Linked DNA regions of Mus musculus: regions 1, 3 and 4 are each linked to region 2. Evidence: chromatin loops called from intact Hi-C (ENCODE). Cell type or tissue: heart. All regions are shown on one strand. Links, peaks and the distances in the headings refer to the core of each region. The heading gives the core; the rest is flanking DNA.

Region 1 (5,999 bases), core at 540-5,539, 100 kb after region 2:
AATACAGGATTGAGCGTATTGTGTACCTCTCTCCTGTCTCTCCTTTCCTGATTCTGGAAGCTTCATAAGTTCTTTCTGGATTACTAAAATGCGAAAAGGCTACGGCTTCGGCTCCGTGGGCGGAACCCAAGGGTCCTGACGCTGCTCCGGGCTGTTTGGCCTCCTGATGTTGGGGGAGGGGCAAAGAGGTGCTGCTCGCGCCTCCCTATGCGCCTGCGCGGTCGGCTCCAAGCTGGTAGGAGCGCGTGCGCAGTGACGTGGACATCCGGTGCGTGCGCAGGCTCTTCAGCTGAAGCGGACACACGGTGTGCGAACCCTTCAGAATAACCCTCCCCTAGAGGGATGTGAAGGACTCGGGGTGAGGCCGGCCACGCCCCGCACGGTAACTCTCGGGCCTGGGTGGAGGGCGTCGCTTCAATAGTGGCCCGATTGGAGTTTTTTTGAGTTTAAACCACTTGTGTATTTGAACGGCTTGCCCAGCGTTCCGCAGAGAGAGCTTCGCACGCCTGGGCCTGGCTGGGCCTTACGCTGTGCAGCCTTTGGTCCCTTGAGCGAGTTGCGCATGTCATCTCGCACGCCTCCCCGACCTCACTTCCGTGTCGCTCGGAGAACTAACTAGGAACATCGACGCCGGAGACCGAGACCACGAGGCGGGCGGGGTGAGAAGTGCCTACGGCACGGCCCTGCCCTCGCGTGCGTGGGGTGTTGAACAGCATGGCACGTTCCGCGTGACGATTTCTAGCCTGGTTATCGATGGAATAAGCACAGGTTTTAAGAGTTCAGCTCTCTGAGTTTCAACTCTCCGAGGGAAACAACCAATGTCTGTTTCTCCAAGGAACTGGATGCAGTGTTTTGACACCTATTCAAACATTTCCTAGCGTGTAATTTCGGGTCAAATTGAGGCAAGGCCCCGAATTTAATGAGGGGGCGATGAGTGAGTTGAATGAGAGTGAGAACTTTGTAAACAAAGGAGCTGTGATTTGTAAGTGCTAATTCGAAGGCGGAGAAAACAGGTAGGGAACAGGTGGTGGTTCCTTTTTCTCTTTCTGGGGTAACCTGACTGGTTTTCTGTCCATAGGACTTCCCGTTTCTGTTGAATTTTCAAGTACGTCTTTGAGTCGAGTGTAAGGTGCGCAAGGGCATTAGCCTTCTCTTTCGTTCCCCAAGAATGTCTCTTTTTCTCTGGCAAAAGGATGGTAGCAGGCATGGGTGAAGAGTGCCTGAAGAGTGGCTTGATTAGTAGAACGGGAAAAATCTCCGTCTGAGGGAGACCCACTCTTGTTCGCGTCGCCGAAGCCGACACGTGGATCTTGAGAAGTTAGGGCTCACTTATGCTCAGTCTGTGGGTGTTGTTGAGCTTGCCAAGCTTGCGTGTCCAAGTGCTTGGTCAACTCTGCCTGTCTTGCTGGCTTTTTGCGCACGACGCTGCTGCAGTTAAGGTGCAGGAGAGTAGCGAGAGGACTGCTGGGAAATGGGCTGGCGGGGTGACTAGTTGTGTAGTCTCCAAGGTAACCGAAAGCGGCTGAACAGCCTTAGGAACACAGGGTTCCGCCTGGCTGCACGTGATCCTTGGGACTCTACCCTGGAAGAGTTTTCTTTGCGACATTTTTTTCATGTTTGTGGCTAGCTGAAAAGCGAGTAACTGGAGGCTGTTTTATTTTTTTATACATAGGTAGTAAGTTGTGTCCACTTAACTGCAACACAAGTGAAAGACCTGAAATTTCATTCCCTGGGTGCATTGGCATATTTATTTCAAATTTGCTGTCCATTTCTGCAGTAAAGGTTAGTTTTTCAGGTTCTACTTAGTAACCCATAGGCAACTAAAAGCTTGTTAACTTGAATTGTTTCAGATTAATACCTACAAATGGAGATATGTAAAAAATTTGAGTTTCAAAATGCGATTTAATTTAATCAAAAGACAAACACCATAGTGAGCCTCCTGTATAGTAGTACATTTATCGTTTAAAAGGACATGGTTAGCATGGGCAACATTTAGAATGTGTTGACCATCATTTGAAATTTGTGTTTTAAAAGTAATATATTGATTTCGAATTTTGACTTGGTGTAGTTGAGTATGTAAATCATTTAATTGGGTTGCTACATAGTGTGTTTTATGGGTTGTATCAGGGTGACCATTATAATAAAAATTTCCCAAAGTTACAATTAATGCATCTTGCTACATTGTTTTAAATGACGTCTGTTAGAGAGTGTGAATATGTGTAGTGGGGGGACTGAGAATTTCTCTTTTTTTTAGATTAATTTATACGAGTACATTGTCACTGTCTTCAGACACATCAGATCTGAAGAAAGCATCAGATCCCATTACAGATGGTTGTGAGCCACCATGCGGTTGCTGCGAATTAAACTCAGGACCTCTGGAAGAGCAATCAGTACTCTTAACAACCATTGAACTATCTCTCTAGCCCAGGAATTTCTCTCTTTACAACTTAGTTTAAGGCCCTTTCCAACCCGTACTTTAATCTAGGTAAATGCTTGATGAGGAAAGGCTGAACCAAAAACTAGCCTGGCCTATGAGATTCTCCTGCCTCAGCCTCCCCAGTGCTGGGATTAAAGGTTTGCACCACCAGCCTGTGTTCTTTATTAAAACGTTAAGAGAGCAAAATACAGAGTACTTTAGAATATTGCCAGAATGGATTTCTTTTTTCTTTCTTGGAGTAGCCTAGCACTTCTAAAGTACATTTGATTTTAGCAGTGGACATTAAGGTTATCTTAGAGTTTAAGAGTAGTCTTTGTATGTGTGAAACAACATATTTCAAGCTGTAGATGAGAAAAATCAAGCATGGGATGGGGATATACAGTTCAGTGGTAAACCCACTTGTGAGAATGGTTCAGTGGTAAACCCACTTGTGAGAATCACTATCTGGTTAGGTTATCAGCACTATGGGCAGTAGGGTCTGGGGGATTCTTCTGTGTGTGTGTGTGTGTGTGCACGTGTGCACGCGCACGCGCGCGTGCCTTTTTCTTTTTCCTCTTTTTTCTAAATTTTTTATTATATATTTTCTTCATTTACATTTCAAATGCTATCCCGAAATTCCCCTATACCCTCCCCCCAGGATTCTTCTTTTAATTATTGCCACGTGCCTCAAGTTTATGATAGCTTGGGGTCATAAATTGGTCTTTGATTTTATGTATTTTGGTTAACTGGTGCAATAAATTGGTTGGTTTAAGTTTTTTGATTTAGTTGTTTTTTTTGTTTGTTTGTTTTTAGATTTATTTATTATATGTGAGTACACTGTAGCTGTCTTTAGACACTCCAGAAGAGGGCGACAGATCTCATTAGGGATGGTTGTGAGCCACCATGTGGTTGCTGGGATTTGAAATCAGGACCTTAAGTTAGTGTTCTTAACCACTGAGCCACATCTCCAACCCTTTTGGTTTAGTTTTTGAAAAGACTTTATGCAAGTCTACAAGTTCTGACTTTTCCTGTTTTTCATACATATTTTTATATTTTTATTAGATGTCTATGTACAAAGTTGAAATAAAGCAATTTGTATTTTTTTCCCCTTTGGGGGAAGGGATGGGGCAGGCAGAGTGTCATATAGCTCAGACTGGCTTTGAATTTTTTATGTAGTTGTGAACTTTTAATTTTCCTGCCTTGGTGTTTGGGTTTATAGGCATACAATGCATTCCATGTCAGCCTAGCTAATAGTGAGACATTGTCTCAAAAGAAACAGATATCAAGTTAAACTCCTCGTTTATCTATGGTCATGGATGTTAGGGCTCTAGTATTAAAAAGTAGATCCCCTCCAGGTAAGCTCCTCAACACAAGAGTGGCCAGGCCCCACCCCTGAGGGCTTCCAGCTGCCAGACTCTTCTCACAGAACAAGGCTATGGCTGGACCCAGTTCCTTTATGCTCTACAAAGTGAAAATCCCAAGATGGGGCCACCCTGGAAAGCTCCCCCAAGAAATCTTATATAAAGCCTGCTTCCTGCTCAGTTTTTTGCAGTGTCTTACCCAAGCCAAGGTTTTCCCAATAATTCCCTTAGGTGAGGTTCGTTGTGTGGTGTGACTTTGTGGTATTCCTTGGCTTCCTACTGCCATAATACTTCTCCCTTCAAAGCTGTAACACTTCATCACCCCTTTAATCTCAATTCATGGCAATTCTCTTGCCTCAGCAACTTTCTGATAGTTTAATGGGTGTGAGCCTTCAAGCCTGGCTATTTATAAATTTTTTTTTTTTTTTGGAGACGGTCTATTTAGTCCTGGCTGTCTTGGAACTAATTCTCTGCAGATCAGGATAGCTTCGAACTCACAGAGATCCTCCTGCCTTTGCTTCCCAAGTTCTGAGATTAAAAGCATGTGCCACCGTACCCTGCTATTTGTAATTTTTTGAGCTATACTTCACCTAACATAAAGTTTGTAGTTTAAGTGCACCAGAACCTGGAGAGAAGACTCAGTGGATAAAGCTCTTAAATATGAGCACTGGAACTTTTGTCCCTAGTACCCAAAAACCTCTCTGACTGTGTAGCCTAAACTGGTCTTGACCTTTAAGTAATCTTGCCTTAGCCTTCTAATCTATAGGATTATGTCTTGAGAACCACACTGAAATAGTTTCCTAAAATAAATACATAATTTTAGTTTGTATAAGATTGTAGGATTATTACTATTTTTTTGTTTTTTTTTTGTTTTTTAGATAGAATATGAATAACTTAGCTAGTTAGATTAGATTAAAATTAGTTTAAAGATGATAGAAATGATTAGGGTAATTGGGTGGAGTGATCCATGCCTATAATCTCAGAACTTAACAGTCAGACACAGGAAGATTGTTTTGAGTTTGAGGCTAGCTTGATCTACATAATGAGTCTTAAGAAACCATCTCTTCCTCCTATTCCCTAATTTTTTTTAAAAGGATGATTAGGGATTCCAGAACAAATACCATTACAGTGATTGAAAGAAAGAAGGCTATAAGCTATGTCTTAAAGAATTAGGAATGTTTTTGGATAACATTTTGTGACAGGTTCTCATGTATCCCAGGGTGATCTTGAATTCCCTTAAACGTACTTATTTTTTGGCAATTTCATACTTGTATCTTGCATCGGATTGCATGAATTTTAGTAATTGTCATCCCTACTTCTCACCCTCATTTCTTCTCTCCCTCTCCAATTGAAACCTTTTTTCGTCTGTCTGTGAGTCAGTGAGTTTAAAGGTTTTAGATAAATGTTTAGTATGTGCATGTATGTGTCTGCATGTCACCTAATGAACATTGAGGTCAAAGGAAAGGGTTTAAAAATCAATTCTCTTTATTCACTTTTTTGTAAGGTTCAGGGATTGAACTTGGATCAACTGGCTTGCCTGATCTGCTGACCCATCTCTCTGACCTCTACTAAGTTTAAGTAGGGTTGCTTGCATAAGCATGGGTAGGTGATTATTTACTGGAACATGGGCAAGTTTATCTGTGCCTGTACCACTGACTGGCTTTGAACTTGTGCTCTTTCTCCATCTCCCAAGTGTGTAGAGTACAGGTCTGTGCCACTACTCCTGGTATACGCAGGGCTGGAAATACCCAGGGCTTTATGTGTGCTAGGCAAATCTCTACCAGATGAGTTACAGTTGTATTTTTGTTAGAAAAATTCTGAGTTGACTAAAGTTCTGTTTTTTGTTCGTTTGTTTGTTTTTTAGGATGAAAAAGCATTTGTAACTATGAATTGACTACAGTTTTCTTACTACTGAATTTCTCACTGGAATCATGGAAGAGAAACAGCAAATCATATTGGCCAATCAAGATGGAGGGACAGTGACAGGAGGAGCACCTACCTTCTTTGTCATCCTAAAGCAGCCAGGAAATGGCAAAACTGATCAAGGAATTTTAGTTACTAATCGAGATGCCCGTGCTTTGTTGAGTAGGGAGTCATCACCAGGAAAATCTAAAGAGAAAATTTGCCTTCCGGCTGATTGTACTGTGGGAAAAATCACGGTTACCCTTGATAACAATAGTATGTGGAATGAGTTCCATAATCGAAGCACAGAGATGATTCTG
Region 2 (5,999 bases), core at 425-5,424:
GAGAGAGAGAGTCAGGGACCCAGCAAGCTAGCTCAGTGGGTACGTGGCATGCAAGCCTGAAAACTTGAGTTTGATCCCCAGAACTCAAGTAAGATGAAAAAAACAACCAATTGATTCCACAACATTTTCTTCTTCTTCTTCTTCTTCTTCTTCTTCTTCTTCTTCTTCTTCTTCTTCTTCTTCTTCTTCTTCTTCTTCTTCCTTCTTCTTCTTCTTCTTCTTCTTCTTCCTTCTTCTTCTTCTTCTTCTTCTTCTTCTTCTTCTTCTTCTTCTTCTTCTTCTTCTTCTTCTTCTTCTTCTTCTTCTTCTTCTTCTTTCTTGTTTCTCTGTATAGCCCCGGCTGTCCTGGAACTCACTCTGTAGACCAGGCTGGCTTCAAATTCAGAAATCCACCTGCTTCAGCCTCCCGAGTGCTGGGATTAAAGGCGTGGGCCACCACCGCCGGGTGAACATATTCTTCTGATGTCCACATACAGGCTGTGTCACATGAGCCCCTCCACAAGAACCGCTCCCTGCCATGCTACACAAGTACACATTAATTTTTTTAAAAAGAAGACAAATACGACACACATATACATTCTAACATACAATTCTTCCCCTCAAGGGTTCTCCTCCCCGGTTGAACTTGTTTTCAAAACATTTATTTATATTCTTTTTATATGTGAGTGTTTTCCTGCTTGTATGAGCATCACATGCATGCTTGGTGCCTGTACTGGTTAGTTTTGTGTCAACTTGGCACAGCTGGAGTTATCACAGAGAAAGGAGCTTCAGTTGAGGAAATGCCTCCATGAGATACAACTGTAAGGCATTTTCTCAATTAGTGATCAAGGGGGAAAGGCCCCTTGTAGGTGGGACCATCTCTGGGCTGGTAGTCTTGGTTCTATAAGAGAGCAGGCTGAGCAAGCCAGGGGAGGCAAGCCAGTAAAGAACATCCCTCCATGGCCTCTGCATTAGCTCCTGCTTTCAGACCTGCTTGAGTTCCAGTCCTGACTTCCTTGGTGATGAACAGCAGCATGGAAGTGTAAGCCAAATAAACCCTTTCTTCCCCAACTTGCTTCTTGGTCATGATGTTTGTGCAGGAATAGAAACCCTGACTAAGACAGTGCCCAAGGAGGCAAGAAGAAGCTGTTGGGTCCACAGCAGACTATGAGTTGCCTGTGGATGCTGGGAACCTGGGCCTCTGCAAGTACTCCTTTTAAAAAAATTTTTTATTATTTATTTTTATTCTATGTACATTGGCTGCATGTGTGTCTGTGGGAGGGTGCCAGATCCCCTGGAACAGATGTTACAGACAGTTGTGAGCCACTATGTGGTTGCTGGGATTTGAACTCAGGACCTCCAGAAGGGCAGTCAGTGCTCTTAACCACTGAGCCATCTTTCCAGCCCACAAGTGTTCTTAACACTGAGTCATCTCTCTTTTTTTCCACGTTTGGACCTAACCCCTTTCAGAAAGCCCAAATATGTACCCTCTCTCTTTTTATTTCTAAATCTGTTCTGGGGAGAAGTCTGATTATTTGAGGCTTCCCCCAAGGTTGTTAGGGAACGTCTAGTCGCCTTTGGGAATATACCTTTCTGCTTCATTTTCTGTGGGGCAAGGAGTGGCATGATCTCCTGCTTAGCATTTGGTAGGCATAGCAACAGTTTCTAGCACACTTGAAGTTCAACTATAGGCATTATTTTCCCTATGAAGCCCCCAAAGCAACAACATTTGCCTATAAGAAGATAAGGACCATAGTCTATGATCTTCCTCACCCCTTGAGTGGGACCTGCCAACCCTCATGAGCCAGTGGTTTGGGGAAGAACGGGTACTTGGGTCAGGGTGTCGTGCCCCATAGCTCACCTTGCTTCCTCTTCCTTGTGGGGAGAGCGGCCTCAAATCTAAAGAAGCTGAAATAGCTGTTTCTTGGGATGCTGGAAATGGCATCAGGTGTCCTGCTTCTGTGAGCAGTCATGTGTGTAAGGGTGTTGTCTGCACATATGTGTGTCATGTCATGTGTGTGCCTGGTGCCTGACGAGGTCAGATGTGGATGTTAGATCCCCTGAAACTAGAGTTATAGATTGTTGTGAACTATCACGTGGGATCTGGAAATCAAAGGAGGGAGTCTACTGCAAGAGCAACAGTGCACCTAACCATTGAGCCATTTCTCTAGTCCCAATTTTTACCATTTAACAGAGTAAGGAGATGCTATGGTCTAACTTTGACCTGTCCACAATATGAGTCTGCCACTAGCCCCTCCTTTCACAGCATGTCTTTAGCCATACAATAGCATGTTCCTCCCCTGAGATAGATAGAGCTGGCTCTGGTTCCGTCTGGAGGACAGGAACTCCAGGGACAGCTGCTTCTCTGTTAGGTCAGCTAACATTTCCTGCTGATCTGATTACCTTCCCTCCAAGCAATGCATTTACAGAAGGAAGGGAACTTTTGCAGGCATGCATTTGCACAGGCAGCCATCCTCCTCCAGTCACACACACACACAGACATACACACAAGAACACACTTTCTTCCCATCCACCCACAGAGCGTCAGTCACATTTAGAATTTGCACAAATGCACACCCTCCCTCATACATCACAATGCACACCCTCTCACCCACCTACACATCTCTTCCACAAAAATCACACCTGCTCACATACCCTAGAAGCACATTCCTATGCTATGCCGAGAGAGGAGAGAGGAGAGAGGAGAGAGAGAGAGAGAGAGAGAGAGAGAGAGAGAGAGAGAGAGAGAGAGAGGCGCTGAGTGGGTTTAAGAACTAAGAAACGAACCACTCCTGTATAGCAGATAAAAAGGCAAGGCAGATCAGCACCCCACAGGTTTCTGCCTGCCACTTTGGCCCTGTAAGTAGAAATACTGAGAGCCAGGGCGGATACTGAAATGAAATTAGGAAGATAACATGGAACCAGGATGTCCTTCGGGGAAAGTGAGGTGGGATTTCCCTTCAGGGAAAGCAGACATATTTTCTAGCAGGATGGTGATGTGTCTCAGGCTTAGTTAGAATGCGGAAAGCCACCTCCATGACTTGCCTAAGGAGCCAGTTTAACTGATAACAAAGTATAAACCCTTGGGCTAGAATTCCATATCAGCTCAGGAGTGAAGAACAGGAAGTAGAAGCTGTGTTTGGTCTCTAGATTGAACATCTTCCGGGAATACTCTGTGCCAGGTTAATTGAAATAAAGAGAAGGGTCCCCTTTACTGGAGACAGCGTAGAACAGTTCTGGCTTCCGTTCCAGACTGTCTGACACTCAAAATTCCAAAGCTCTGGAAAAGAGCAAGCTTGTGTGCTTTTCTTTTCTTTTTTCCCCCTTCAGGAAAGCGTCCTGGAGCCATCCTAGAGTTCCCAAGAAAATTGGCAGAGCGCTCAGCAGGAAGTCAGGCCCCTCCGATCCAACTGTTGACCAGACTTGCCAAGAGTCTTCCTATCCTGCCGCCTGGGGGCGCCCCCAGCTGGGTCTGCGGCTGCCGCCAGCACTGCTGTTATCATTAAGATAATTAATAAACAAGCACTGGTGGGCCAAGTGGAGGAAGAGGGAGGCTCCTGCTGCTCAGGAGAATCCCTGGAAAGATCCAGTGAGTATGGGACGTCTCACTGGCTAGTTCTTTCTCCCCATCCAGGACCCCTGGAAAGCGCCTGTTGTGGGTTGTCCTCCAGGGGCCAAGAAGAGGTGAGGACAAGAGGAGGACTTGGCAGGTGCGATTTGGAACCAGCTCTGCATCTTCCTGACAGGATGTCTGTGGGCAGGCCACCTCCAGTGATTACTGGTTGTGGAGCAGGCAATTATTCATTCTTTTAACAAGGATCTGCCTATTTATTTATGGAGTGCCTACTGTGCGCAAGGTGGTCTACTAATAATAGCAGATGTTTCACTAGCTAGTATGAAGACAATGCCAATGTTCACACTATGTCCCAGAAGTGGAGGGGTGGAAAGAGGAAGCAAGAAAGAAGAATGATACCCTCGAAAATCACGGTGATTTTGCTTTGGCCTTCGTAGGCTAGCAGTGGGGATGGACACCTAAGAATTACGAAACAGATCTTGGAAAACTCTAGATGGACGACAAACTGGAAAACACTCTGGGAAGATGGGCTGGGGAGAATGGTCTTTCGATAGGAGAATACTTGGCGATTAAAGGTAGGCTACAAAGATCGAAAAAGAAAAAAAAAACTGGGTGAAAAGCTCAAGCAAAGAGGTACAGGGATGCTAGTAGTTTCTCGGGGAGCTGTTCCAGCCGTCTTGGGGACACCTGAGGGTTGCTGTGTCTAGTAGGTGCTTTGTGTTCTGAGAGGGCTGTGTCGGAGTCTGAGGTCAGGATTTAGAACAGTGTTGGGGTGTGGCAGGAGCTTCCAAGAGGGGTTCTGAGGAGAGGATGGGGTGCCCCGCTGGAGACTGGAAAGTATTTGGGGAAGGAGGGGCGTGGCCGGGTGCCTGTCCAGGGAGCGAGGCAGGTCCTCCGCAGCGGCAGCGGAGTGGCCAGGGCGCGGGTCCCGCTGCGCCTTCTGGAGGTGGGCGGGAGGTCGGGCGGTAAGGGCTGAGGTTAGCGCTCGGCTCTCGCCACCGGGGCTGCGCGGGGGAGGGGGAGGGCGGCACGAGCTCCGCGGAGGGCGGGCGGGCGGGCCGGGAGGAGGCGGCGGCTCGCAGAAGAACATGAATCAGCGGCGGCGGCGGCGGCGGCTGTGGAAGGAGCGCGGTGGCCCAGCCGCAGCCCCGGGGACTCCTCGCTGCTGACGGCGGTGGCCGCGGCTCTAGGCGGCCGCGGGTCCGGGACGCCCGGGCCGAGCGCCGCCCCCCGCCCCTCCCGCGGGCCTCCCGCCCCTCCTCCGCCACCCTCCTCTCTGCGCTCGCGGGCCGGGCCCGGCATGGTGCGGCGTCGCCGCCGATGGCGCTGAGGCGGAGCATGGGGTGGCCGGGGCTCCGGCCGCTGCTGCTGGCGGGACTGGCTTCTCTGCTGCTCCCCGGGTCTGCGGCCGCAGGTAGGGGTGGCCCGGGAGGCGGCGGGAAGCGGGGGGCTGCTGAGCCGCACGACTGAGGGGCGCAGCCCGGGGACGGCAGCGGGCGAGACCCGGGCCTGGGCCGGCCAGAGGTTGGGGTCGGTGGCCGGGGCTGGAAGGCCGAGACTAGGACGCAGCGGGTGTTGGCTGCCAGACCTCCGGCCGCGGCCCCCGCCCCCAACTTTCTCGCGCCCGGGGCTGGCTGGGTGCAAAGGAAGGGAGTGGGGGGTGTGGGCAGTCGGGGGTGCTTAGGACTGTATTTTCCCGCCTCTATGTTCCTAGTAGTCTGCTCCCTTTTCCCCAGTCCTAAGGACCCATTCTGCCTTCCGCACACCCCCGAGGTCCCACTTTGAAACTACAGGATCTGGGTTTGAGCACCCAGGGTTGTGAAGGTGCTGGATTCTAAAATACCTCTGCCCGTACTCTAGTTCCTGTGGCCCTTGGCGCTCCCGGAAACCCGAATGTTGAGTAGCTTGGGTTGGGTGAAGGTTACTGCTTCTTGTGAAGATTAGCTTTACGTTGCCACACAGCCACAGAGGCATTTCCCCGAGGCAGGAGGGCAGCACCTTTGCCTTCAAGTTCACACGCACACATCAGGGTGCAGAGGGGTGTGAAGCTATGTCTCCTTGTCCTGTGAGGGTGAGTGGGAAGGGTAGAGAGACAGGCGCCCCCCCCCTCCCCCGGCAGCAGCCATCCAACAAGCATTTCTTAAAAACTGAGTTCTTTGCCACATTAGCCTTGAAAGGAAAGGAAGCTAAAGAGTGGAAAGTATATGCAGGCTCCGAGGTGCGTATCAGATGCTCAGAGAGCCCAGGAATTTACCTAGGGTTACACAGTAAGGAGCAGAAAGAACAGGTCTGGATTTCCTTTATGCAGATTCTTCACCTGCCCATCTGTTTAATACATGCCAGGAGGGTGTGTGTGTGTGGGCGTGTGTTTGTGTGTGTCTACCCTTGCCTGAAGAGGGTAAGATTTTAATAAGTGGGCCCTGTTGATGCCACAGTAGCTCCGGGG
Region 3 (5,999 bases), core at 583-5,582, 150 kb after region 2:
TCCCAGCACTTGGGAGGCAGAGGCAGGTGGATTTCTGAGTTCGAGGCCAGCCTGGTCTACAGAGTGAGTTCCAGCACAGCCAGGGCTATATAGAGAAACCCTGTCTCCAAAAACAGAAACAAAAACAAAAATTTATTTTAGCCTGGCAGTAGTGGTGTAGGCCTTTAATCCCAGCACTCAGGAGGCAGAGGAATACCTCTGAGTTTGAGGCCACCCTGGTCCGCAGAGTGAATTCAGTATGCCAGTGCTACATACGCTTAGAAACCCTGTCTCAAAAAATTTTTTTATTTTTGTTTTATATGTGTTTCCTGCATGTATGTACACCATGTGCTTGTAGTACCAACAGGGGCCATAAGAAGTTATTAGATCAGGGCTGGTGAGATGGCTCAGCAGGTAAGAGCACTGACTGCTCTTCCAAAGGTCCTGAGTTCAAATCCCAGCAACCACATGGTGGCTCAAAACCATCCGTAATGAGATCTGACACCCTCTTCTGGTGTGTCTGAAGACAGCAACAGTGTACTTACATAGGATAAATAAATAAATCTTTTTTAAAAAAGTTATTAGATCCTTGAGAATTAAAGTTACAAACAACTGGTTATGAACTACCTTGTAGGTAGGGACTGAGAACTGAACCCGGGTCTTCTGGAAGAGAAGCCAGTGTTCTCCACCACTGAGCCATCTCACTAGCCCCCAGTTTAAGTTGGATTAGGTTACAAGAATTTAGGGTAATATAATTATTTATTTTGATAAATTTTATTTTGTTGTTTTGTTTTGTTTTGTTTGAGACAGGGTTTCTCTATGTAACAGAGTTCTGGCTGTCCTGGACTTGCACTTTAGACCAGGCTGGCCTCAAGCTCACAGAGATTTGTTTGCCTCCGCCTCCTGAGTGCTAGGATTAAAGGTGTGTACCATCATACCTGCTTTATTTTATGTATATATTTGATGTATCTGTGTATGTCAGTGGACTGCATACTTGCAGTACCCTCAGAATTCAAAAGAGGGTGTGGGAGCCTCTGAACCTAGGTCTTCTGCAAAAGCGAAGTGCTGAGCAGTCTCTCCAGCTCCTCATTTTTATATTTAAATACAACTACCTCTAGAAGATGAGCCAGTGCTCTAAACATGAACAGTTTCTTCAGCCACCATTTGCATGTTTTTTTAAAAAAGTGTGTGTGTGTCTGTCTCCCTTTATGTTTGTGTCTTTGGAGGGTAGGAGGGGCGTTAGAGTCCCTGGATTTGGAATTGCAGGCAATTTTTTTCTACTTCCCAACATGGCTTCCAGGAACTCCTGTCTTCTACAAAAGCAGCAATTTCTGAACCATCTCTCCAGCCCCCAGATGCATATTTTTATTCAAATTGTGTAGTATTATTTTCACAGGTAATAAATTGGCAAACATTTTATTGCTGATATCAGATAAGTATACTAATTAGATCAGTTTTGTTTGTACTTACTATGAGTATTATACCAATTTCTTTACTCCAAAACTAACACTAGAATATTCTCTTCTCATCTTGTATTTCCAAATAGCTCTCTAAACAATAAACCTCATTTATTACTATTAATGGTTTGAAAAGTCGTTGTTGTTGTTGTTGTTGTTGTTTTTCAAGACAGGGTTTTTTTCTGTGTAGCCCTGGCTGCCCTGGAACTTGCTCTGTAGACCAGGCTGGCCTCAAACTTACATCATCCTGTCTCTGGCTCAACCACCACCCAGCTTGAAGTGTCTTTTAATTCACATTTTCTGAATTAATTTTTTACCTTTTTTTTAAAACCTTTTTTGTTTCTTTCTAACTAGGCTTTATTTCTCTACTTCTTTGGTATTTCTTGGTTTCATATCATTGAACTAAGAGTTTTTTGTTTGCTTTGAGATTATTTCCACAAATGCGTAAACTTTTCTTTGTAATTTTTTAAAAAGGTTTGTTTTAATTTTATGTGTATGGGTATTTTGTTTGCATGTCTGTCTGTGTGCCACATGTGTGCATTGCCTACAGAAGCCAGAACAAAGCATCATACTTCCTGGAACTAGAGTTATAGACAGTTGTAAGGTCTTGGGAATTGAACCCGGGTCCTGTAAAGCCAGTGCTCTTAACGACTGAAATATCTTTGCAGCCTCAAGTTAAACTCTTTATTTATTTGTTATTTAAAAACTAAAGAGCACTAGCATACACCTCATGATATTTATTCCTAATACTATCTTTGTGAAGTAAAGATGTGAAACAGAATCATAGGACTTATTGTAAAGGAGAGAGTTGATCGTAATCTCTTGAACTTGAATGTAAACTCAGCTCTAGAGTTCTGCCTCTGCTTTTCATTAGATAGAACCATGTTTTGAAATGTACGTCTTGAAAAATTAATGGTTTTCCTTTTAAACCATTCTGAATCTAAAGTTCTACAATGTCTGGGCAATTACTCAGGTTTAAAATACATTATTCTTTGGCAGGCAAGATACCGCAGTAGGTGAAGGTATGTATCTCTAAGCCTCATGACTTGAGTTCTATACCCAGGACCCACATGGAAGAAGAAGAGAAAGGTCTCCTACAAGTTGTCCTTTGATTCATATACGCATAAGATACACACAAAAATAAATGTATTGTGATTTGTTTGTTTGTTGAGACAGGGTTTCTCTGTATAGGCCTGGCTATGCTAAAAGTTGCATTGTAGACCAGACTAGCCTCTAAACTCATAGATTTGCCCATCTTGCCTCCCATATTCTGGGATTAAAAGTGTGGATCACCATTGGCAAATGTGATGACAACAATAATGAGCCAAGGCATTTTCTTTTTAGTTTGAAGCCAACCTCTTTTCCATAGCGAGTTCTAGGATAGTCAGGGCTCTATAAAGAGATCTTGTCTCAAAAAATAAAGCAAATTATAGATTATTCTTAGCTATGAATAGTATATACTATAAAGGGAAAGTGTTTCATTAACTTTATAAATTCAAGTAAGACGTTACTTGCAGCATTATTAGGTCTTATGTCATATTATTTTTACCCATGTACTTTTAAAGATAAATTCTCATAGTAGCTTCTCATTTTTCTGTTTTCCAGAAAATGCCCCTCAAATTCCAGTGACTACTCCACAGATCTCTTCTAACAACGTGAAACGTACTGGACCTCGATTGTTGTTGATTCCAGTGCAGCAGGGTTCTCCTACGCTTAGACCAATCCAAAACCCACAGCTTCAGGGACAGCGGATGGTCTTGCAACCTGTTAGGGGTCCAAGTGGAATGAACCTATTCAGGCACCCCAATGGGCAGATTGTCCAACTCCTACCTTTACATCAGATTCGAGGCTCTAATGCCCAGCCCAGCTTACAGCCTGTGGTATTTCGGAACCCAGGTATAAAGTTAGAGATCTTTCTGATGAGTTTTTTTTTTTTTAAAGATTTACATATCTTGTAACTACACTGTAGCTGTCTTTAGACACTCCAGAAGAGGGCGCCAGATTTCGTTATGGATGGTTGTGAGCTACCATGTGGTTGTGGGATTTGAACTCAGGACCTCTGGAAGAGCAGTTAGTGCTCTTAACCGCTGAGCCATCTCTCCAGCCCCTCTGATGAGTTTTGTTGTTAAATCACTTGACTATGTGATTTGTTTGATATGCCAGAATTTTTTTTTCAGTCTCCTAAAGTGGGAGACATACCTTGAAAAGACTTGATGGTATGAACAGTAGTGATTTAAGCTCTTCCTTTTTCTTTCCAGGATCTATGGTGGGAATCCGACTACCAGCTCCTTGCAAATCTTCAGAGACTCCATCATCTTCTGCTTCATCCTCTGCCTTCTCTGTCATGAGTCCTGTGATTCAGGCTGTTGGGTCTTCTCCAACAGTAAATGTCATTTCTCAGGCACCTTCACTGCTTTCCTCTGGATCTAGTTTTGTCTCTCAGGCTGGTACACTGACTCTGAGGATCTCTCCTCCTGAAACTCAAAACCTTGCAAGTAAAACAGGCTCTGAAAGCAAAATAACACCCAGCACTGGAGGACAGCCTGTAGGCACTGCTAGCCTCATTCCTCTGCAGTCAGGTAGTTTTGCCTTGTTGCAGCTCCCAGGACAAAAGCCTATCCCTAGCTCTGTTCTTCAGCATGTTGCTTCCCTTCAAATAAAAAAGGAATCTCAGAGTACAGACCAGAAAGATGAAACAAACTCTATCAAAAGAGAGGAGGAAACTAAGAAAGCTCTACCATCAAAAGATAAAGCTCTAGACTCTGAGGCTAATATAATGAAGCAAAACTCAGGAATTATTGCCTCAGAAAATACCTCGAATAATTCATTGGATGATGGGGGTGATCTTTTGGATGAAGAAACCCTTAGGGAAGATGCCAGACCTTATGAATACTCTTATAGCACTGGGTCTCATACAGATGAAGACAAAGATGGTGATGAGGACTCTGGGAACAAGAATCAGAACAGTCCAAAAGAAAAACAAACTGTTCCAGAAGTTAGAGCTGGCTCTAAAAACATTGATATTATGGCACTCCAAAGCATCAGAAGTATACGGCCTCAAAAGTGTGTTAAGGTGAAGGTTGAACCGCAGGAGGGATCAGACAATCCAGAGAACCCAGATGACTTTCTAGTCCTTTCTAAGGACAGTAAATTTGAATTATCGGGGAACCAAGTTAAGGAACAGCAATCTAACTCACAGGCAGAGGCCAAGAAGGATTGTGAAGATTCTCTGGGGAAGGACAGTCTTAGAGAGAGATGGAGAAAACACCTAAAGGGCCCCTTAACTCAGAAGTACATTGGAATTTCACAGAACTTTAACAAAGAGGCAAACGTTCAGTTCTTTACAGAAATGAAGCCATGTCAAGAAAATTCTGAACAGGATATCTCTGAATTACTTGGAAAAAGTGGAACTATTGAGAGTGGTGGAGTTCTAAAAACTGAGGATGGTTCTTGGAGTGGCATTTCTAGTTCTGCGGCCTTCTCTATTATCCCTAGGAGAGCTACAAAAGGAAGAAGAGGGAGCAGACATTTTCAGGGTCATTTACTGCTCCCAAGAGAACAGATGAAACCAAAGCAACAGACAAAGGATGGGAGAAGCAGTGCTGCTGACTTCACAGTTTTGGATCTGGAAGATGAGGATGAGGAAGATGAGAAAACTGATGATTCTCTTGATGAGATTGTGGATGTTGTCTCTGGCTACCAGAGTGAGGAGGTTGATGTAGAAAAGGTGGTGAGCCCGTTTTTTGTTGTTGACTGAAACCTTGTGGATTTAAATGATTAGAGCTAGCTTTTCTAGAGAATCACTAAAACCTAATGTATTTACTTGGGTGCCTAGGTTTAGATCATTATTAAATGACTAATGTTTAAGGAAACACTTTGTGTCTTACTCATTACTCTTGTAAAGGTTGCTTCATCCTTTGGAATATAGATGCTGTAAAGTGCCTACTAAGTTGAATTTTTAAGGATACCTACAATCATTTGATCATAGTGGTTTCTGTCACATTGTCTGTGATGTGATTGACACTTAACCTGATACACTTAAACACTGAAAATATGCTTTTAAAAAGTAGAGGAGAAAGAGTTTGTCTGCATTTAGAGGGAAATTTTTCCTCTTGGGAAAAACTGCAAAATTCCACCTAATATTTTTGTTTAATTTTACCTGAAAGTTGCTTTGTATCTTTCAGTATTGTGTTGGAACTAAAAATTCTATATTTTTTCTATACTTCAATCATTGTTTTTTACAATCTAACCTTTATAGTTTTATGTTTTTTGTTGAGATTTTTCTTGATTGGCTTCCTATTTACAGGACTATTAACTGAATTTAAGTAAGTGAGGGCCAGGCATGATATAGGGCAAGAGTTAGATTACATTATTTTTTCTATAAAGGGGCCAGATAGTAAACATTTTACACATTGCAGGCTAAATGATTCCATTGCTGTGGTAGTGTGGAAGCAACCACAAACATGTGAGTGAAAGAATGGGGCTGTATTTCAGTAAAATTACAAAATAGGTGGTGGGCTCTGGGTTCCTGAGCATAGGGTCCTATATAAAACAGCTCATAGA
Region 4 (5,999 bases), core at 394-5,393, 210 kb after region 2:
GTTGTTCTGCATTTAGATCATAGCTGGTGTCATTGTGTCACCAATGCATTTAGAGGAAGTCTGTCGCAGAGAGTGGAAGCCCTTTGCCCTTGTTCATCCGTTTCTAGTCAGGAAGCTAGTAGCCTCTAAGGTCAGACCAGCCAGCCGCCTTTACTAGAGCTCAGCCTGTAGAGGGCTCGTCACAGGTCAACAGAGATTGGGAGAAGGTTCAGAAAACAGCAGCCACAGAAAACTCTGTGGGTTCTAAATAGATGATGGCAGGCCTAGAGGATATTATTCTGCACATTATAAGCAGCCTTTGAATTGTAAGTGATGTGCACTTTCATGTGTGCTTTCACAGACTGTTCAGACGTGACAGGATACAAGGTTTCCAGAGCCCTTGCTTTAGTCATGGTTCATGTTTGGGGCAAGGTTTTACTTTGTAGCTCAGTCTTGCTTTGAACTCAATATATTGTACATTGCATATTTGAAGAATCAAGACTTCGTTCTTCAGCCTACCAAATGCTGATATGACAGGTATACCCCTAAACATGGCTTTTGTCATATCTAAGACCCTCCTGACCATGGCATTTTAAAGGGAAATTCAGGAGATCAGAACTTGAGGTAAGAAGTGAAAAGAAAGCCGGGCAGTTGTGGCACACGCCTTTAATCCCAGCACTTGGGAGGCAGAGGCAGGCGGATTTCTGAGTTGGAGGCCAGCCTGGTCTACAAAGTGAGTTCCAGGACAGACACAGCTACATAGAGAAATCCTGTCTCGAAAAACCAAAAAAAAAAAAAAAAAAAAGAAGTGAAAAGAGAAAGGAATAAGGAATGGGGCAAAGGGATCAGGAAAGAGTGGGATTGGGGATAAAAGGAAGAAAACCACTGAGGAACGGCTGGTCGGGCAGGGCAGTTAGTGGTGATGAGACCTAAGACTGTCTGTTGGTCAGCTGGAAGTTCTGGATGTGTTTGGTCCCATCAAAAGTCTAGTGTCCCCAGGGAATATGTGGGCTCTGTATATTGGATTCATTTACTGAGCCTGAGATGCTAAGTACGGATTATCAATATGCACCTCTACCTAGTTTCCACTGCAGTCGGTGCTCTTTCTTCTTCCACTCTATGGTATGGCAGCCTCCAGGCTTGCTCTTGTCTGCTGTTCCACCGGTAAGAGGTTAGGCAGCCAGACAACAGGCCTGGTGCCTGCTCATCACCACAGAGCCTGCCTCGAGCACTGTCTGGCCCTTGACCTGTAGCTTACTGCTGCTGATTCTGGCCATTCAGCTTCCCTCGCCAAAGCTGCTCAGGACAGTCTATCTGGATTCGATCCCAACTGGACGCCTGTTGCCTTCGAGGAAAAGTTGCTCAGCCCTTTTTTGTGAACTAGGACAAACCTTTACTTGTCTTGCTCTAGTGGCCAGAAAGCCCTGCTTAGGCCCTGAAGCTAGGCGTCCTTTGGCTCAGTTGGAAGCTTTGTAGCCTTCCCAAGTCATTCCCAAGGTCCTCCCAAGCTATCTCTGCTCCCTCCACCTCCAGCTTAGGCCTCCTTGCAGTTCTAGCCCCTAGCATAGCCCGTGTGTTCTTTCTTACTCAGTAGGTAGAAGCATACCATCTCTAACAGTGATTAAGACATGTGGCTCCAAGCCTGAGAACCAGTTGCAAGCTGAGGCCTGAGCTGATCAAATCACATTAACTCTTCCATCTTCCATTCATTCCTTGGGATATGTTCAAAGGCTGGGGGAAGGCCCTGTCTCTGCTGTCCTTTAGGAGTATGATCAGAGATGGGACTGACAGTCAGGGTCCTGGTGACTAGGCTTCTGGTGGAGAGCCTTTCTATTATGGGAATCTGATAATAGACCCTTTTGGGTGGAGACTCCGACCTGTTCCCTCTGCTGGGTGACCAGAAGTCTCAGTGGGCTCCTGAGGAAGCTATGGTTCAGTGTGACATCTCACTCATCTCCTCAGGTGTGTGGTCGTCCTCTTCAATCCCCGGAAGCACAAACAGCACCACATCCTCAACAGCTCCAGGTGTGTGGGCCTGGCCTCAGGGGCTGGGGGTGACCGTGGCCGGGGGCCTGAGGCCCTGTGGCCAGATAGGGACGCGCATATACACTCTTGAGTTTGTTGGCCTTGCCTTTGGGAAATATGCATGAAGGATGGAGGAAGGGAGGTTGGGGAAGGGGGCACAGTCTAGGGTCAACCAAACCTGCCCCGTCTCTTGTAGGAAAACCATTACTGCCCTTGCCTTCTCCCCTGATGGCAAGTACTTGGTCACTGGAGAGGTAAGTGAAGAACAGGGTGGCAATATTGTAGCTTATGGACACCCTGCCTTCAACCAAAGCCACCGTCCTGTGTTCCAGCTAGGGTGCTGTCACTTTGGCTTCAGGGATTGATACCCTGGTTCCTGCTTTGACCAGATAGCTGTTCTTAAGCTTTAGTGTGATCAGGCTCCCTGGGAGGGCTTTTCAAAGTGCTCACAGCTAGGCTCCTACTCCAAAGTTGTTTGATTCTATAACCTTCTTTTAAAAGTAAAACCAAGCCCGGGTGGTGGCGCACGCCTTTAATCCCAGCACTTGGGAGGCAGAGCCAGGTGGATTTCTGAGTTCGAGGCCAGCCTGGTCTACAACGTGAGTTCCAGGACAGCCAGGGCTACACAGAGAAACCCTATCTCAAAAAACAAAACAACAACAAAAAAGTAAAACCAAAACAAGAAATATTAATTAATTTCTTTATGTGGGGGAGGGGTCATGAAGGTTATGTCAAATGCTTTACACGCTGAAGTCATCTCTTGCCTCCTTTCCCCCAGAGCTTCTAACAATGTGGGGTAGTTAAGGACACATTTATCCTAAAATATTCCTATCTTCAGATGCCCCCTGCTGGGCACATGAGGAACATGGCCCTTGGTTTTACAAGGAGGCAGTCAGGGTAGATGCCTGCTGCTGCTTGCTAGAACCATTCAAGGAGCTTTGACCAGACAGAGGCAAGGGCTAACCTCTGCTGACACTGGTGTCCTCAGATCCTTTTTCTATGCCTTTATCTTGCTCTCCCTTGTTGAACACTGGAGGGACAGTGTTTAAAGCTGGGGAGGTGAGAGACTAAGGAGGCTACACATAACACCTTCCACAGTTCTCACGTGCGGTTTTGCCTCCCTGCAGAGTGGGCACATGCCTGCCGTGCGGGTTTGGGATGTGGCTGAACGTAGCCAGGTGGCAGAGCTACAGGAGCATAAGTATGGTGTGGCTTGTGTGGCTTTCTCCCCAAGTGCCAAGTACATTGTGTCTGTGGGCTACCAGCATGACATGATTGTCAACGTGTGGGCCTGGAAGGTGAGTAGGCTGGTGACAGCCTTAGCGGCCTCATGAGGGTTCCCATGGGGGTGGAGGGGGAACTGCTGACCCAAGCAACCTCATTTCCTTCACTGTCTCCAGCTCTTCCTTGAACAGTATTTGAAGTACAAAATAGCACCTGAGGAGCAAGGGTGTTTCTAGAGGCTTTTCCTACACATCTAAGGAATTAAACCTTTGAATTCCTTTAGAAAAGAGGTTGGGTTTTTGTTGTTATTGTTTTGTTTTCTGACCATTAAATACCAGAAAGGAAGAGTTTTGTTTTTCCTCTCTTTCTGTTGTTGTTTTGTTTGTTTGTTTGTATTTGTTTTTATTTTGGGGTTTTTTTTTGTTTTTGAAGTAGAAATTATTGCTAGCTCTTGTCCATTCTCAGATACCTTCTTACCCCAGTAGGAAGAGCTTGTCTGTTCTCGGATACCTTCTTATCCCCAACAGGCAGAACTTTGATTCTTCCTCTGGCTTCCCCTCCAGAAAAACATTGTAGTGGCCTCCAACAAAGTATCCAGTCGGGTAACCGCAGTGTCCTTTTCTGAAGACTGCAGCTACTTTGTCACTGCAGGCAACCGGCACATCAAATTCTGGTACCTGGATGACAGTAAGACCTCAAAGGTGAGGGCTGAGATGACCAACCCTGAACAGCACTCCAGCTGTTGCCTTTGGCTTGTTTAACAGTCACAGGTTCTTCATGGACCTGACCTGCCTGGGCTGAGGCGTCTCAAAGAACACATGCTTGCCCTCTCTCTGAGGCCCTCATTTCCAAGGCTAGATGGCTGTAGTGGTGTCTCCACAGGTGAACGCCACTGTGCCCCTGCTGGGCCGCTCGGGGCTGCTGGGGGAGCTGAGGAACAACCTGTTCACTGATGTGGCCTGTGGCCGAGGGGAAAAGGCTGATAGCACTTTCTGTATCACGTCGTCGGGGCTGCTGTGCGAGTTCAGCGATCGCAGGCTTCTGGACAAATGGGTGGAGCTAAGGGTAAGTAACTCTGGCTCCAGAACAGGGTCTGGCCTTATCTCAAATCAGGGGAGAACTGGCCTTGGGGCTGTAGAGCCAGGCTGGGCCTTTGTGCATGCTGAAGGGGACTGCAGGAGAAGACTCAGGGCGCTCGCTCGCAGTGATCTGCATAACCAGCTCCTCTTGCTCTTTCTCGCCTCTCTTCCCTGCTTTCCTCTTCTGCTCAGAACACAGACAGCTTCACAGTAAGTGCTTCTAGGCCTTCTCTTCTCAAGCTGTTGCTTTCTCCTTGTTGGGGTTTTTCTACCTTCCAATCTTGGTCCCTCTGATGGCCTTGATTTCTACCCCACCTCCCAAGTCTGCAGGGCTACAGGCCCTCTGACCATATGCTGCTGGAGGGAGGGCATTTCTAGATGACACCTGAGGGGTTGGCCCGACTTTGGCCTGGCTCTCCTTTGTGAGCGAGTGTTGCTGAGGGCTTGGGAAGGATTAAGCCAAGCTAAATGGGAAGATGGCCCTTACTTACTGAGCTGCTCTGCCCACAGACCACTGTGGCCCACTGCATCTCTGTCACCCAAGAATACATCTTCTGTGGCTGTGCTGATGGCACGGTGCGCCTTTTCAATCCTTCCAACCTGCACTTCCTCAGTACCCTACCTAGACCCCATGCTCTTGGAACAGACATTGCCAGCATCACTGAGGCCAGGTGAGCTATATGGGGCCCACTGTCCATTCAAAGCTTTAGTCACTACTTCATGGAGCAGAATGGAGAGTGCGCAATGCCCAAAGATCCCCTTTGTAGACAGAAACCTGGGTTTCTTGGTAGTTGTCAGAATCGGGGAGATTAAATAGCACAGAGGACCATGGACTGTCTCACCTGGGTGCATCTTAGGTGATTTTAAGAATGACTCAAGGGATTGGAGTCTTCCTTCTGGTTGGCCTCTTGATAAGCTGTCAGCACCAGAAAGAAAGTATGCTGTGGTAAAGACACAGAAAGACAAAGTCACCAATCATGCTAGGAGGAAAAGGGTGATGTGTGGTCATTTTTATGGTTTGGCAAGTGTCCTCAGTAAAAGATGAGGAGGGGGAAGAGGAGGAAGAAGAAGAAGAGGGGGAGGGGAGGAAGAGGAGGAAGAAGAGGAAGAAGAGAAAGAGGAGGAGGAGATTTTGAGGTGCTGGAGATAGTACCAAGAGCCTTGCTTGTTAGATAAGTGCTCTACCACTGAGCTATATCACAAACCCTATTTTTGTGGTATGTAGTATAGTCTTGTTTTGATCTCTGTGCAGAAATACTCATAGAACCATGTAGATTTTGTTGTGCTCCATTGTAACCACAGAATTGCCTTGTCTGGTATTGGTGATCTATGAATTTGTTAGCATTTCTCTGGAAAACACTCTGCCCAGTAGCTGTGGTTGGGTGAGCTCCTGGATTGGATCTCTAGGCACTGCTTTTGAATTCTCAGTTCTACTTCCAAATCTGTAGGACTGGAGACAGTGTCCTGTGCTCCATTCCTTCCTTTGTGGTAACTTCCTGTCCTCTCTCCCACAGTCGCCTCTTTTCTGGAGGGGTCAATGCAAGGTACCCAGACACCATTGCCTTGACCTTCGATCCAACTAATCAGTGGCTATCTTGTGTATACAACGACCACAGCATATATGTTTGGGATGTGAGGGACCCCAAGAAAGTGGGGAAGGTGTACTCCGCTCTGTATCACTCCTCCTGTGTC

Evidence for each region. A loop is a pair of places that touch in the nucleus more often than their neighbours do. Peaks named below come from ENCODE experiments on the same cell type or tissue, not always from the same donor. Only the 100,000 strongest peaks of a DNase experiment are listed, where the experiment ranks them.
Region 1: it touches region 2 in a loop (2.5-fold over the local background); 11 of 42 quality-filtered maps call a loop at or near these places.
Region 3: it touches region 2 in a loop (2.4-fold over the local background); 4 of 42 quality-filtered maps call a loop at or near these places.
Region 4: it touches region 2 in a loop (6-fold over the local background); 5 of 42 quality-filtered maps call a loop at or near these places.

Annotation. Positions count from the first base shown.
Region 1 is chr2:119,896,965-119,902,963 of GRCm38, forward strand. It overlaps Mga (MAX gene associated), which reads left to right and starts at 264. Exons shown (of 24, transcript NM_013720.2): 1 at 264-382; 2 at 5,642-5,999. The coding sequence starts at 5,709. In heart, for the core only: a CTCF peak has its summit at 3,282 (motif pointing right); a DNase peak (open chromatin) is centred at 1,497; H3K4me3 peaks cover 1,447 bases; H3K27ac peaks cover 989 bases.
Region 2 is chr2:119,794,917-119,800,915 of GRCm38, forward strand. It overlaps Tyro3 (TYRO3 protein tyrosine kinase 3), which reads left to right and starts at 4,598. Exons shown (of 19, transcript NM_019392.2): 1 at 4,598-4,967. The coding sequence starts at 4,874. In heart, for the core only: a CTCF peak has its summit at 3,426; DNase peaks (open chromatin) are centred at 3,435, 4,455 and 5,035; H3K4me3 peaks cover 1,987 bases; H3K27ac peaks cover 1,435 bases; H3K27me3 peaks cover 1,215 bases.
Region 3 is chr2:119,943,131-119,949,129 of GRCm38, forward strand. It overlaps Mga (MAX gene associated), which reads left to right. Exons shown (of 24, transcript NM_013720.2): 16 at 3,042-3,332; 17 at 3,695-5,163. Among named protein-coding and RNA genes, the nearest start is that of Mapkbp1, 27 kb to the right of the region's middle. In heart, for the core only: a CTCF peak has its summit at 3,423 (motif pointing right); no DNase peak of the experiment used is centred there.
Region 4 is chr2:120,008,802-120,014,800 of GRCm38, forward strand. It overlaps Mapkbp1 (mitogen-activated protein kinase binding protein 1), which reads left to right. Exons shown (of 30, transcript NM_011941.3): 3 at 1,942-2,004; 4 at 2,201-2,258; 5 at 3,132-3,302; 6 at 3,792-3,929; 7 at 4,111-4,293; 8 at 4,818-4,978; 9 at 5,822-5,999. Among named protein-coding and RNA genes, the nearest start is that of Mir7665, 5.7 kb to the right of the region's middle. In heart, for the core only: a CTCF peak has its summit at 2,856 (motif pointing left); a DNase peak (open chromatin) is centred at 2,860.